Regions from separate parts of the Homo sapiens genome. Here all the other regions are linked to region 1. The links are chromatin contacts, found by Hi-C in ENCODE. All regions are on one chromosome and are shown on one strand. The core of a region is the stretch at or near the end of the contact, and the rest is flanking DNA. Distances in the headings are between cores, read along the strand shown. Region 1 holds the start of BTBD7 (BTB domain containing 7). Region 2 holds the start of PRIMA1 (proline rich membrane anchor 1). Region 3 holds the start of ITPK1-AS1 (ITPK1 antisense RNA 1).

Region 1 (4,689 bases), core at 573-3,072:
CAGTCATCCCCCATATACTATATACGTGGGATTGGTTCCAGGACCCACCACATATACCCCAATCCAAGCATACTCAAGTCTGCCTGTCCGTCCTGTGGAATGTGAGTATAAGAAAAGTCGGCCCTCTCAATACGGTGTTTAGAATCCCATGTACCAGGTTGCATTGATCGATCCGCACAGTTCAAACCCGTGTTGTTCAAGTGTTAACTGTATTTAGCAAATTAAGACAAAGGTAAAATGATGGAAAATAACAGTAAATGGCTTGAATTTAGATAAGGTTCACTTACGCCTTTGGGGAAGTATAAAAGTGTGGAACAAGAGGTGGACACTCAGAGGTAATCATTGGCTCCAATTAGATGGACCTATTTCTTTTATATTTTCTCACTTTTCCATGCATTTCTTGTCTATCGCCCTGAGGCTGTATGTTCAACTGAAGTGACCCTTACCAGCTAGAGGGGAATTTCAGGCAAGGGACTGCTACAATCTCTGCTACAATCTCCAAACCTTCAAGGATTGGGTAAGAGGGTGAAAAGGGTGAGATGGGTAAAGAAAATGAAGTAATACAAATTGGAAAGAGCTATCCTTTTCAAGGAAGTAAGGTGATGAAGAATGAGGGTGAGGAAAATACAAATCTGAAGGAAGTCCAGAGGAAAACAACAATGATATTGTCTCCAACTGAATATGAAAAGCATAAAATAATGGAGGGTCAAGAGATGGTTAAAAACACATCACAAAATTCCAAATTGCTCTTATCCTTTGAAGCTTAGAGGTGGTTTCAGAACAACAACAACAAAAAACTGTGTGACACAAAACTTGTTAAACAATGGGTAGAGATTGAAAATGCAAATACAATACTTTCAAATAAATTCCCAGAGTTGCTAATGTCTATCAGAGGAAAAGGAGGTGTAACGGTGCCTCCTCACTGGGTTCAGAATGCCTGGGTTCTGATCTTGGCTTGCCTACTTGTTAGTATTTCTGAGCCTGTCTCCTTGGTTGTAAAACAGCAATAAAAACACCTATCCTGACTACCACAAAGGGTGGCTTTGGCGTTCAAATGAAACCATGGATCTCTCTGGAAAACGACAGTGCCCCATAAATACAGTATTTTTGTTATTGCATCGCTGAAATTATTGCAAACCCCCAAACAAGGGGCATCTAGGGAAGAGCGACTTGGCTCTCCCACGTGGCGACTGTGTGTTTTCATCAATTTTGTCCTTTGTTTACAGGGGTATCTTGTTAAGGAAAACTTTTCAGTGTCTTAAAGATTATTTTTTAACCTACTACACAAGTAGCAAGGTGGTGCCTGTAAAAGTACCATGCAGACAAGTGCTTACGATAGACAAGTGCTCACTGCCAAGAAGCAGCCACCGGAATGCCAGGACTGTCAGCAATGACTTTCCGCGGAAGAGTTGTTCTCGAGAAAGATGCACTCATTGCATGCGACCACCCGAGGGACGCCGGCCGCCGAACGGAAACATGAATTCGTGGAAATGGCCATCTGGTGACGTAGTAGTGACACAGTTCTTATATTCTGATACATTTAATAATGTGTCACAATTCGCTGGACTAAGCAGGATGCTGCCACAAGAGGCAAACTCCCAGCGACCCGACGCCCGGCTCCCAGCCGACGAGCAAAAATAATGCGCGCGCACTCCGCTCCCATGGATCCAGCGAACGCACCGCCCCCCCACGCGGCCCGACTCGCGCGGCGACGTCGGGCCACGTGACCCTGAGCGGGACGACGGCAGGGGAGGGCGGGGGCTCCGGCCGGCTCCGCAGCGCCGCGCAGGCGCCCCAGGGCCACGCCGAACCGAGCCCCTCCTGCTCCGTCTAGGAGTCAAAATGGCGGCGAGGGGAACCTGGAGCAGTCCCGGAGCCTGAGCCACTGACAGGAGAGGAGAGGGCGGCGGCGGCGGCGGTGGGAGGAGGATGGCCGGGGGTGCTGGCGCCGGTGCGGACGGCGGTGCTGGTGGCGGCGGCGGCGGAGGCGACGGCAGCGGTCCCAGCGGCAGCAGCAGCGGCGGGAGGAGCCTCCGGGGTGAGTGTCCCTTGGTGTCTCTGAGGCTGTGGAGCCGAGGCTGTGTCCGGTGTGGCGCGGGGCGTCCGGGAGAGGAAGGGGCTGTTCTTAGGCGTGGGGGCGCCGGGGCTGGGGCCAAGCCGCCGCGGGAGGCGCTGGGGCGCCGGGCGGGGAGGGGCCAGTCGTCCGTCTGGGGCTGAGGCGCGGCGGCGCCGGACTGGCCGGTCTCTGTGCGCTCCGAGGGGCGGGCTGGAGCGCGCCGCCGTCCCTGGGGCAGGGGCGCGAGGTGTGGCGCTCGGGGCGGGGAGAGCGGCCCGAGGGAGTCGCGACGGCAGCCCGGCCGGCTTTGGGCTCCGGGCGCCGAGGGGCGGGACCCGTCGCTCCCAGGACGCTGAGAAACCGCTCCCGAGACGGGGGCGCGTGTTTACCCGGGTGCGGGGTTGCGACCGCCAGGGGTGGGCGTGAGAGTGGCCGGCGGGGTCTGGGAAGGGAGCAGGCCTGAGGACTGCTACTCCCAGGGGAAGTTAGATTGTCCGGGTAAGTTACTATTGCGGGATAAACCTGGAATTGAGCTTTGACAGGTTGGGAGGGAGACAATACCGAGTGTTTGATAAAGAAGAGGAGGCTGTGCTTGTTGGACTACTTGAATGGCAAAAAGTGTGCATATTTCAGTACCTTATTTGCACAGTGTTTGCTAGCTTTACCCCGAGGGTGAGAACTTTCTCACCGTTTTTCAAGAAACTCTGAGGAGTGTTGTTTCTCCTGTGAACTACAATTGCACGTCTTCACATACCAGCACAGATAATAAGTACTCTGGAGTAGGCCTAATTTACAGAAGCAGTCTTGGTTATCTACACCAGAGCACTGTTAACTCTGCGAAAACATCTTACTGTAATGAGAAAGTAGACATTTTTACAGAATTACTTAGCTTTTTCAACTAACAACCTTTTTGGGGGGGGGGAGACGGAGTCTCGCTCTGTCACCCAGGCTGGAGAACAGTGGTGCGATCTCGACTCACTGCAACCTCCGCCTCTCAGGTTCAAGCGATTCTCCTGTCTCAGCCTCCCAAGTAGCTGGGATTACAGGCGCCCGCTGCCACGCCCGGCTAGTTTTTGTATTTTTAATAGAGACGTGGTTTCACCATGTTGGCCAGACTGGTCTCGAGCTCCTGACCTCTGGTGATCCGCCCGCCTCGTCCTTCCGAACTACTGGGATTGCAGGCGTGAGCCACCGCGCCCGGTCTGGTCAACTAACAATCTTTTGTCCCTAATAGCATCTGTTTCCTTTAGATTGCTGAAATGAATTGCTTTCTTCCTGAAATGTGGAAGAAAGACTTGAAATTGCTTTGCAAGAATCATACGTTGTTAATAGCAACTGTTATTAGACTTGTCATGGAATTTTGGAGTCAGAAAAACTTTTAGAGATCTAAAGGTGTGAATATTGTTTTAGAGCCGGGAAACCAGACCCAGAGAGGCGAGTGACTTGTTGTGGATCCTACAGCTGGCGATGGATTAGACCAAAACTAAGATGTAGGCCTCTACACCCCATTACCCCATTTAGAGAGCTCATTGTTACTACACTGCTGAGCTGCTTACTTTTCATTGATTGCATTCTTCACCATTCACTACCTACCCCTATCCATAGGGTTTTGGTGTAATAAAGTTGAAAGCGAAAATGAGAGCCTCTGTCTCATTCTGACAGCTACTTCAAGTAACTGATGAAGATTTTTTTTTTTTCCTAACCTGAACTTAATAAAAACGGAGTGATATTTCGTTTGGAGTTTTCTTAGGCTCATGACTACATTTTCACCCAGTTTTAGCATGGCTCATTCTTGCATGAATTCAGTAAAACTCATAGGTCAATATTCTGTCCCACAAAACCTGACTACTGTATTGTTTTGTGTCCCAACACCAGCATTTAAACAAGGTTTTTCTATCAGACTCTGATTTTAGGATTTAAAGCACCTGTGTTGATTTCTAGGTTACACTACCTAGTTTCCAGGTATCATCTTGAGTCACAGCATTTTTATAGTGTGTCTCAGGTAAACCTTCGGAAGTGCAGTAATGCCAAAGTTATTCTGATTTCAGATTCTAGTCACGGAAGCTCACACATCCAAAATTACATAGGTGACTGTTGAAGGTCTGCTTTTTGTTTTGCATTAGATGAATGATGTGGAAGAAAGGAAAGAAACATAATATTAGGTTGGTGCAAAAGTAACTGCAGTTTTTGCCATTAACATATAGACTTTTCCCTCAAGTTCTTATTGGAAAGATCAGGTGTACCAACATGAGTCTCGAAGACAATCTAGTGAGTTCTACTAATGCAAAGAATGCTGTTGGTATACAGGGTAGAGAGAGATGAGTGAGACCCCAAGAGTCCAAAGAACTTGGGAAACTTCGGATTTGAGCTGGCCTATGAAAGTTTAGATTTACCGAGAGATTGTAGCAGTTACTTTGTGAGGAAAAAGCAAGAGTGTAAAGTGAAGATTAGCTTAGGGGGAGGGAAATAGAAGGAGACTAGGATGAGCTGACAACTGAATTTCCTGAGGAGAATGTTTTCGTTAGGAAACTTTAGTCAGTTGGAAAGCTATTTGTCTGTAGAAGAGTTTGAGTGCTGAATTGAGGAGATTTCTACTTTTATCCTGTTGTGCAAGGTATAGAGAGCCTTTGAAA
Region 2 (4,689 bases), core at 1,924-4,423, 460 kb before region 1:
AAAAACAGCCAGTTGCTCAGTTGCACCTGCTGGACATCTGCCGACAGGCCAAATGGAACCACTGCACTCCATATGCTGGGTCCCTTCCACCTCTTGTCCTTCACTGGTCAAAATGTGTCCCAAGCTTTAACTCCCCTGTATTTCTGAGTAGATGTATCTGGCCCCTGTAGGCAGACCTCATGTGGCCGTGGTGTGGGTTACCAACTGATTGAAAAGGGTGAGAAGAGCCATGTTCTCTCTAGGCCGCTCATGGCATAAGAGGCCTGTGACAGAGCCTGGTCTTCACCCTAAGGGAGGTCACAGGGGCGTCAGCAGGATGTGGGGCCAGGTTGCAGGGAGCTGAAGGCCCATGGGACGTAACCAACTCATCATTCTGCTGGAGGCTATATGATCAAACAGCAAACTGTTTATCATGAATGCAGGATGAGGGCAAACTCACAAGGCCCTGCCACCAAAAGGTTTGCTGAGGGACATCACTCCTTGGTGCCGGGCTCCTCGAAGTTATCTATTGGGAAATCTAGCACCTATTGTTCAAAGGATGCAGCCTCACAAGCCTGCTGTGAACCAATTGACAATTACTGGACAATCACACCCCCTCCCCTTTCTCACTATCTCTTTTGCCTAATAAATATGGAGAGCTGTGTAAAACTCAGGGCCCTTGTCCAGTAGAGGCAAGGCGCCCCCTGACCCCTTCTTCCAAATACACTCTTTTATCTCTTGTCTTTTATTCCCACGTTCGCCCCGCTTTGTTCAGTCCCCCTAGGTCCGTGCAGGCTACAAGTGGCACACTGAACAGTGACAGAATCGGGCAATCTACACCAGGTGACCCTCGAGAGGTGCATAGATTAGGTCCACTACAGCAATATTGAAGACCAGATTAGACAATGCAGGTTTTCCAATGCACAAAACTTACCTAAGTTCTCCCAACGTCGTGAGCCTCTAGTTGGGGGTTAGTATTTCTGAACCCCCAGTGAGCCGCTGTGTGATTCTGGCTCAGGCACAAAGGTCTCTGAACTGTTCACACAGGGCAATTACACTTACATCAAAGAGTTGTGAGACCTGAATTAAAATGCGGTGTAAATAACATTTGTAAGTGGCAATGAGCTCCATGTGTAAACATCAGGAGCTGTTGTCAAATGTAAAGATTGTGCTGAGCAAAATACCACGACTTGTTTTAGCCGGACAGGCATTAAAATATCCAGTGTTATTTTGACCTCAGCTGACCAATAGCTGCTCCATTTCTCCAAACTGTAGATGAGTCACCTAGGAAGTCCCTACCCCTTCATCTTCTTGCCATCCTCCCTCCATCCTATCCCACCCCCAGTGAGATATCCTCTTGTTCCCTTTTCTACCCAGCATCCAGAGTTCTGTCTGGCCCCCAGCAGGTGCCCATGGAGGCTACATATGGAATGAAGGAATGAAGGATTGAATAAATGTCTCCATTTCTTTGCACAAAGAGTTACCAATGCTTGAGATGTTCCCCTACTCCCAGGAAGTCACCCTCTCCTGGGAGCCTTTACTCAACCCGCCCTCCATTCCTGTCTTCCCCTTTCTCGGGGCAGCTGTGTGTGACATGCCAGTGCACAGTGGAATGGTTGGTTTTATCCATCTCCCTGACAGGCCCCTGAATTCTTAGGGGGGAAGGAACAAGGTCTCATTCACATTTGTCCCTGCATCTTGCTGGTTGAGGTGCAATCTGCAGCCTCGGGGCGGCGCTCTGGCATGAAGGAGGCCGCTAAGACGTTGTTCTGAAAGCTGGCTTGCAAGGTAGTTTATACTCTGCAAACCAGCGTTTATAGTGTGTGTTTACATGAGTGGCTTAAGGGTGTCCAAATACCGGGAAAAGGTGCTCAGTAAATGTTTCTTCCATGCATGCACTGTAGTATCTGACCCTCAGCTCTGTGTCTTAAGCCCCTGGTTCTCTCATCCAACCTAAAAATAGGATTGTCCAGGCCTTGAGGGCCTTCTGGAAGGCGCCCCCATCAGTCAAAGCGCTTGCAAAGTGCTTCCACCACAAGAGCAGAGAGGCCGCGCCATGCCTGTGATGCTGCTAGGCACAGCTTGTCTGAAAGAGATGCAACCAGGCTACCTCCCGAAGAACCGACTTGTTGATAATCTTGCCTCAAACAGAGGAGTTTGCAGATGGTTGAGGAAGAGCAGTGGTAGAAATGTTCTCCCCAGGGCCGTCACAACTCCTTCCCAGCCGCAGCCTAGTGTTGCAAGAGAGTTTCTGCTGCTGGGACTACAAAGGAGAGGACAAGGCCCATGGCCGGGAGAGGGGCGGCCTGCACCTTTCAGCCCCGGCGCCCGGGAGAGCCTGCGGGGAGTGCGGCGGGGAGAGTCCTCAAGGATGGAGCGCAAAAAAGGGTCTCAAGTCAGTCCTCGCCACCTTTCCGCAGCCTCGGGAGAGGCTTGGGGGAAGCGCAGGCAAGGGCCAAAACCCCATGGAAGTGGGAATCCTCGGCCTCCAGGGTGAATAAATAATTAAGCGCCCAATACACAATAGCCTCGCTAGATGGAGACGAGGAATCACTGCAGCGGCGCTGGCGGCGGCGGCGGGGGGAGCGCAACCCCGGGCGGGAGGCGGGAGAGGCTCTGGCTCGGCTCACGTCTGTTTTCCTTTTTCGTGGATTATTTATTTCGCCTCCACCCACGGCTTTGCTGCCCCAGCGGGAGCTCCCTGCCGGCGCCTCCCGCCGCTGCCTCTCGCGGGCCAGCGTGAGGGTAGTAGAGAGCTCGGGCACCCCAGTGCCCCGGGCAGCCGCGCGGCGCCACCAGGAAAGGCGGGGAGCCAACGCGGGCCCGGGGAGGGCTCGCGCGGCCGGCTCCAGGCGGCGTGGAGGAGACTTTCCCCGCCCTCTGCCTCCGCCTCGGCGGCCAGCCCTGGCCCTGGGAGCGGGGTGCCGCCCCTCCCGCCCCGCGCGCGGCTAGGCGCAGTCCGGAGCCACCGCGCCCTGCGCCCCGTGCGAGGACGCCGCTCCTGGTCCTCTGCTCAGCGGCCCGGGAGGCCCAACCGGCGCGCAAACTTTTGCTCCAGCGCCGGGCGCTCCTCCCCGGCATGTGAAGCCCCCGGGCGCCCGCGCAGCCGCCAAGGTGAGGACGGAGGCCCCGCCTAGAGGGCGGGGGACTGGGGAGGCGGCTGGCTTTAAATGGGGGCTGTCCGGCTGCTGGGAAACAGAGCTGCCGCGGGGGGAACGCGGACCTCTTTTCCCCGAGCCCAGGGTCGGCTGGGGCCGCCGCCAGGCAAGGTAGCGTGAGGCGTTGGAAGGGTGCGGGCGGAGATGGAGGCGTGGGGGAACCCACGCCCGGGAGCGGGAGATCGGGGCTGGGCGGAGGCGTGCAAAGGGGCAGCGCACGGAGGTGCCTATGTTGCAGTGTGCGCAATGAGGCCGGCTGGGCAGTGTGGGTGCAGGCAGCGTGAGATTTCTTGGGGCCGTGCATGCAGGGTCAGCGAGGGTGCAGGCAGGAGTCGGTGGGTGTGCACGGGGATCAGTGTGTGTGCACGGCTGTTTCTGTGGTTGTGCGCGCAGGTGAGTAGTGCCCGCCGGGTTTGAAGTGTGCTCACAGTGAGAGTGAGTTGTATGGGGGTTAATGGGGCGCAGTAAGTGTGCTTGGCTGTTTCTGGAGGTGTCCATGGGGCCAAGGTATGCACGCAGTATTCTGGAGCTGTGCGCGGAGCTAAAGTGTACACGCGGGGCTCTGGGGATGTGCGTAAGAAGAGTGTGAATTCTGGGACTGACGAAGAGTCAGTGAAGGTGTAAGCTGGAGTGTAAGTGCAGGCTTGGTTTACTAGGGTGCCCCTGGGTGCGGGGCGTGCCCGTCCGACCCGGGCTGGGAGGTATATTGGTGCGCGGCGGCGGAAGTGCCTGCGCGGTGTCCGCCTGACCCTAGCCTTGCTCTCCTGACAGTTCGCCCCAGGAGCGGGCGCCGCTGGCCGAGATGCTCCTCCGGGACTTGGTGCTGCGCCGTGGCTGCTGCTGGTCCTCGCTGCTGCTGCACTGCGCGCTCCACCCGCTCTGGGGCTTCGTGCAGGTGAGACGCGCCGGCTGCGCACTGGCTGGGAGGGCCTCCTGGGTAAGGGGCGAGCTGTCCCTTCCCTCCTGAGACCCTGGCCTCTTGCAGCCACCCCACTGATTGGTTCTCGGAAGAGCTTGGGAAAAGAAAAGCTGCTACGGTCCCCTATACCCTACCCCTGAAAAGATAAGAAACTCCAAAGAGAGGCTTCGATTGTGGCCTAAATCCTGCAGGACCGGGCTGGCCTTGGAATGGAAAGGGGCTCAGAGAATACCTTCCAATGATAACATTCTAGGGCAGAAATTCAGCAAAGAAACAAACTTACAAAGAAAAATGATCCCAAGGATATATATTATTTCTTTCTCACCAGAACCACTGATGAACTTCAAATTAGCTTTCTTAAACTGGTTTTCAACACGGAAGGCAGCCGTGTTTCTTATAGGTATCAGAGTTGAGGATGTAGACAGATAATGCATGGTGGCCCATCTGTCAGGACTGCCCAGGGTTGAATCTCTCACCCTGGGTCCCTTAAATCCCAGGGCAGAGGCCAGGCAGCCACTAACTGGAGTTACCTCTTAGGGTCAGAGAGGGGTTTCAATGGGGTGGTCCCTAGTCCCCCCCAGAATGCGCATCGTCACTGGTACAGTGGAGAGGTGACAAGGTGGACTTCGATGT
Region 3 (4,689 bases), core at 611-3,110, 270 kb after region 1:
GGGGTGCTGTGTCGGGGGCATGGAGGGGCTTCTGCAGGCGAAAGCTGGGTGCTCCAACCTGAGGCTATGGGGGAAGAGCCATGGGGAGGATACATGGAGGGTGATTAGACAGGGCTGCACTGGAAAGCAGACAGCAGGGTTTTCTGAGAGGGGCTGTGGCTGCAGCCTAGTGAGGGGTGATGTGCTCTCCAGGGGCTCCTGCAGTGACAGAGGGCAGCAGGAGACAGATGGCAGGGTGTGGTACCTGGGTAGATGTGGGAGGTGAGAGGGGGAGGATCAGTCCCCAGACTCCTCCCTTGTTTCTGGCCGGAGTGCCTGGGCATGGGGGTGCAGGAGGAGCAGCCGCCAGGGAGGGAAAGCCCATGCCAGCACTGGCGCTTTCCGATAGGTGTGCTGAGTGCAGGCAGCGGAGGCCTGTGTTGGTAGCTGCTCTCGGAATTCAGAGCCAGAGGGGACTCACGTGGTTGCGTGGTGTGCATCTCTGGAAGGATTATAGGTGCTAAATTCTCCATCTCAGCATTAAAAATGTACTTGTTATTTAGGTTATATTTTTACATGGTACCAACATTTTTTTAAAAGGTATGCTGAACACAGTGTCAAATGATCAATCCACAGCGGGGTTCCCTCTGCCACCCATACTCTCCAGCGTACCCCAGCTGGCTGACCCCGGTGCTCTTGATGGATTTTATTTCCAGGTCACTGGGGCATAGGTAGGGGTGGACACCTGTGAACATCCTTCCTTCTGTCGATTTTCTCTGCCGTGTGCTGTGGAGCCAAGCGTAAAGGGCTTTGGGAATAACAATCGCTGTGGGGTTCTGACGTCTTTGGAGCTGGGACAGCCCATGGTAGACTTGCGGTCCACCCATATCCTGGGCAGTGGCTTTCTGAAGTTCACGTGAGCCTGACTCTGACCTCTCCCCAGACCCCATCATCTCCAAGGAGGACCGCCACGGGCTTGGGGGGCTGGCTCTGCACACAGTGTTTCCATGTGGTCATTTGAGGCCAGTAATGGACACAGATTGCTCTTGGCTGTGCCTCACTTCCCTGTGGGGTCCAGAGACCTGGGTTTGAGTTTCTGAGTCTGTTTCCTGGCTGTGGATCTTTTCCTTCCTCTTTAAAGGGATGACAGCGCACAGGATTGAAGACACCTAAGAGATGCTGAAGGAATATTAATTGATTTTTACTCATCTGTTGTTATGATTAATGGTGGCATTTCAGTGGGGAAAATACAGCTACAGATGAAACTGGGCTGTTGAGAAAGATACATTGTTTCAGTGTGGAGAATATAGTATTTTTTTTTTTTTTTTGCCTCCCCTCTGTATCACTTTTGGGTTTCTAACAATTGTGGATTCCAGCTTACTCCTTCCTTTTTTAAAAGATAGATTTTATGGTTTTTTTAAAAAATTTGAAATGCAGGTATTTTTTTCCCCCTAAACATTGACAATTATTTTCATTCTCCATCATTTACTATTTGCTTAGGCTATGTAGATAACAAATAAGACAAAGTTATGTGAAAGCATGATCCCCATAGTGTTTTTTAATAATGATGATACATGAGGTGCTGGGAAGGGTTATATAAATGAGGTCTGCTCATAGCAGTTCTCCAATGTGGCCATTAAAAAAAAATCACATTTTTCACATTTTGGAAGACAGCGTGGGGAAATGCTCGTGAGTTGCTTTGAGTACTGTCGTCATACTCTGAGTGGTTTCATTTCTATCCGTTTTATTTTGGTTCCTGAGCTTTTTAGGTTTGCTGTTAGAAATAGAAGCTGTCACCGTGTTGCAGTCTTGTGCAGCTTCCGAAGCCTGTGGCACTCAGTTCTAGGGTGATTCTTTCTCCAGCCTTTGATGCACTGAGTCAATTTGAGCAAATCCTTTAAAAAAAAAAAAAAGTTCCCACATCCCATGTCAAGACAACAGAGCTCTGCCAGGGCAGGTGGGGCTCCCTGTGCTCCAGGGTGCCTGGGTGCCTTCTTGCAGGCAGGCTTCCAGAACCCCAGGCCCTCCTCACCACACCACGCAGGGTTGGGACTGGATCTCCCTGGTACCTGCCACCCTTGCTTGGCTGTCAAATGTCAAGAATTCCGTGGCCTCAGTGGAGCGTGCCAGGTAAGCATTTTACGTAAAAGCAAAGAAAAGAGATGGAATGAAGTACACAGGGGAAATAGGAAGGGATGGAACGGGGGTTTTAGAAAGGGCCAGAAGCAAGATTCTGCTCTTAAAGTAGCTGACTGTCCTGGCATTCTGGGGTGAAGGTATCCATAGCATTGCTACTCAGAGTGTGATCCTAGGGAATCTGGGTGCAGATGGAGAAACTCGGATGCAAACACTGGATTCCTCAGCAGTCGGTTCCCGTTTGGCCTGGTGCAGGGCTGAGACTCTGAGGAGGAGGCATCTTGACCTGAGGGCCCTGGACTGTGCTCCTTGTCCAGCTGGGCGCAGAACCATCGTAGTCAAAGCCAGGAATGGAGATGCATTGCCTCAGGTCAGTTCCAAAGACCAGGAAGCGTCCCTGAGTATTTCAGTTGAGTAAGGACCTGGCATCTCCCTCTTCAGCCCCTTCCCTGCTCTCATATTTTTATTCATGCTTTTAGAACTGCTAAATGTCAGGTGGGTGCAGTGGCTCACACCTGTAATCCCAGCACTTTGGGAGGCCGAGGCGGGTGGATCATGAGGTCAGGAGATCGAGACCATCCTGGCTAACACGGTGAAACCCTGTCTCTACTAAAAATACAAAAAATTAGCTGGGCGTGGTGGCAGGTGCCTGTAGTCCCAGCTACTCAGGAGGCTGAGGCAGGAGAATGGCGCGAACGCGGGAGGCGGAGCTTGCAGTGAGCCGAGATCGCGCCACTGAACTCTAGCCTGTGACAGAGCAAGACTCCGTCTCAAAAAAAAAAAAAAAAAGAATTGCTAAATGTCACCTTGGCAGTGACACCTACCCTGCTTTCCCAGCAGACGCCTCTGCCCCCTACACACACACACACACACACATACACACACACACATGCACGCGCACACACGCACGCACACCAAGCTGAGCTGCCTGTTGGTGTGTCCTCCTGAGGCTGGGACTTGCTGGTCTCTGAGGAGCACGTGGTCTGGCCCTGATGTGCGCTGTGTCTACTGGGTGAGTGAATTAAGGACTGAGGTATTGTGCTACACAGGATGTGGCCAGGCCTCGAGGGTCTGTGCTTGCTAAAAATAACTCTAGATTATTCTTTTGCTCATTAAGTAATATGTACTTGTGGAAATCTTGGGAAGTCAAGATAGGCTCACAAATGAAAACCCAGAGATAATTATTGAAGCAATTTTTACATAAAATATGCTCCTTTTTCTATATGATGTGCATTCAGGTTAGGCTTTTCTGTGTCCCTAGTTTTGCCACTTGCATTTGGGGGAACAGTTGAGCATTTGCCTGTGCCATTTAAACACCTTGGAAATTGCTGTTAGAGTGGCTGCACCAGCTTCCCACCATCCCTATGTCCCAGCATCTAGAACCATTTCTCTGCTCCAGAGTCTCAAGTTCTAGGTTATTTCTGGTTTGCTGTTACTAACAGTCCTGCCCTGGGTGTCTCTGGACCTAAATCTTTGGGGACCTAAGTCACATCTCAGGCTGTTTCATTGGGTTATGGTCTAGAAGTGACTTCAGGATTTTGTTGCTAAAGAAGAAGGGGAGAATGGGGGACAGGTTGGGCTGCAGCTAGTCAGCTGTGTCCAGCACACTTGGGCCCTGGACTTAGAACTGGACAGGTTACTTGCCCCCTCTAAGCCTCAGTTTATTCTTCTGTAAAATGGAAATAATAATGGACCCAGTCTCATAGAGTTCCAGGAGTGAGGTCATGCAGATAAGGAACAGCACAGAACCTGTTTACCTAGTTTGTCCTCAGAAGGAGCTGTTTGTGATTATTTACTGGTGCCACCTCCACCACCATCATTGTCATCCTCAGTGGCCCAGGGAAGCGTGAGTCTGAATGAGGTGTGTTGTGTAGTTAAATGATGCGATGGGTAGATGAGCCAAAATGAAAGGATCTCTTCTGTTTGATTTATTTTCATGAGTAAAAAAGCCAGAAATGTCTGTAGCATAAGTTATGTCTGTTTGGTTTGGCTAAAGCAGGGCTGACCAGGGATGAGTCTCCTGCTGTGAGTGAGTGAGGTCCCAGCTTGTCCTCTGGGGTTAGAGCAGATTTTGCTCTGGCTGGGGTGCATTTGGGGGCATGGGCTGATTTATGTTTTCCTTCTTTCTGGATCTCCCCAGGTCTAGCCATGATGGGGTGAAGGCATCACCCCCAGGGAGTGCTGACCCCTGACCCTAGCCCCATGACCCCCTCCCGTGCTAGTTCATTATGGGCAGGGGAGGTCCCAGGGATTCCCCGCACACTCATCGTGACTTTTCCAAAAGCTGTGTAAATCCAGAGTTGTAACTTGGCTCTGTCTTTCTCCTTCCCCTTGATCCACCCTCAGCTCAAGAACTCCCCTGGGAAGCACAGTGGCTCCCGTCTTTGCCTCAAGTTCTCTGATGTTCTGCACAAATGGTAGGCAGAGACAGCCCTTTCAGGGACCTGATTGCCCTGGTGTCTAGTTCTCCTTTCACAGGCCTGTTTTCCAGCTCGACTGTCAATCTGAGTCTTTCTCTTTTTGAGCTTTATGCAATGGCCTTAGAGTATACCCTATAAGGAGATCCCGGCTTGC

The links. Hi-C counts contacts between places; a loop is a spot of excess contacts on that map. Pooled maps may share reads with other maps.
Region 2: a pooled map shows a loop between it and region 1 (2.3-fold over the local background). The contact joins the promoter of PRIMA1 here to the promoter of BTBD7 in region 1. A Hi-C loop is called at or near these places in 5 of 50 pooled maps.
Region 3: a pooled map shows a loop between it and region 1 (5-fold over the local background). The contact joins the promoter of ITPK1-AS1 here to the promoter of BTBD7 in region 1. A Hi-C loop is called at or near these places in 2 of 37 single-sample maps with no recorded cell type and 3 of 50 pooled maps.

What each region holds. Positions count from the first base shown.
Region 1 is chr14:93,330,169-93,334,857 of GRCh38, reverse strand. It overlaps BTBD7 (BTB domain containing 7), which reads left to right and starts at 1,822. Exons shown (of 11, transcript NM_001002860.4): 1 at 1,822-2,038. It also overlaps a transcript of UNC79 not described here.
Region 2 is chr14:93,786,969-93,791,657 of GRCh38, reverse strand. It overlaps PRIMA1 (proline rich membrane anchor 1), which reads left to right and starts at 3,173. Exons shown (of 5, transcript NM_178013.4): 1 at 3,173-3,248; 2 at 3,909-4,032. The coding sequence starts at 3,940. RefSeq lists enhancers at 1,670-2,381, 2,382-3,095, 3,096-3,807.
Region 3 is chr14:93,064,623-93,069,311 of GRCh38, reverse strand. ITPK1-AS1 (ITPK1 antisense RNA 1) reads right to left here and starts at 1,860. Exons shown (of 1, transcript NR_002808.2): 1 at 1-1,860. The region is part of intron 3 of ITPK1 (inositol-tetrakisphosphate 1-kinase); the gene reads left to right.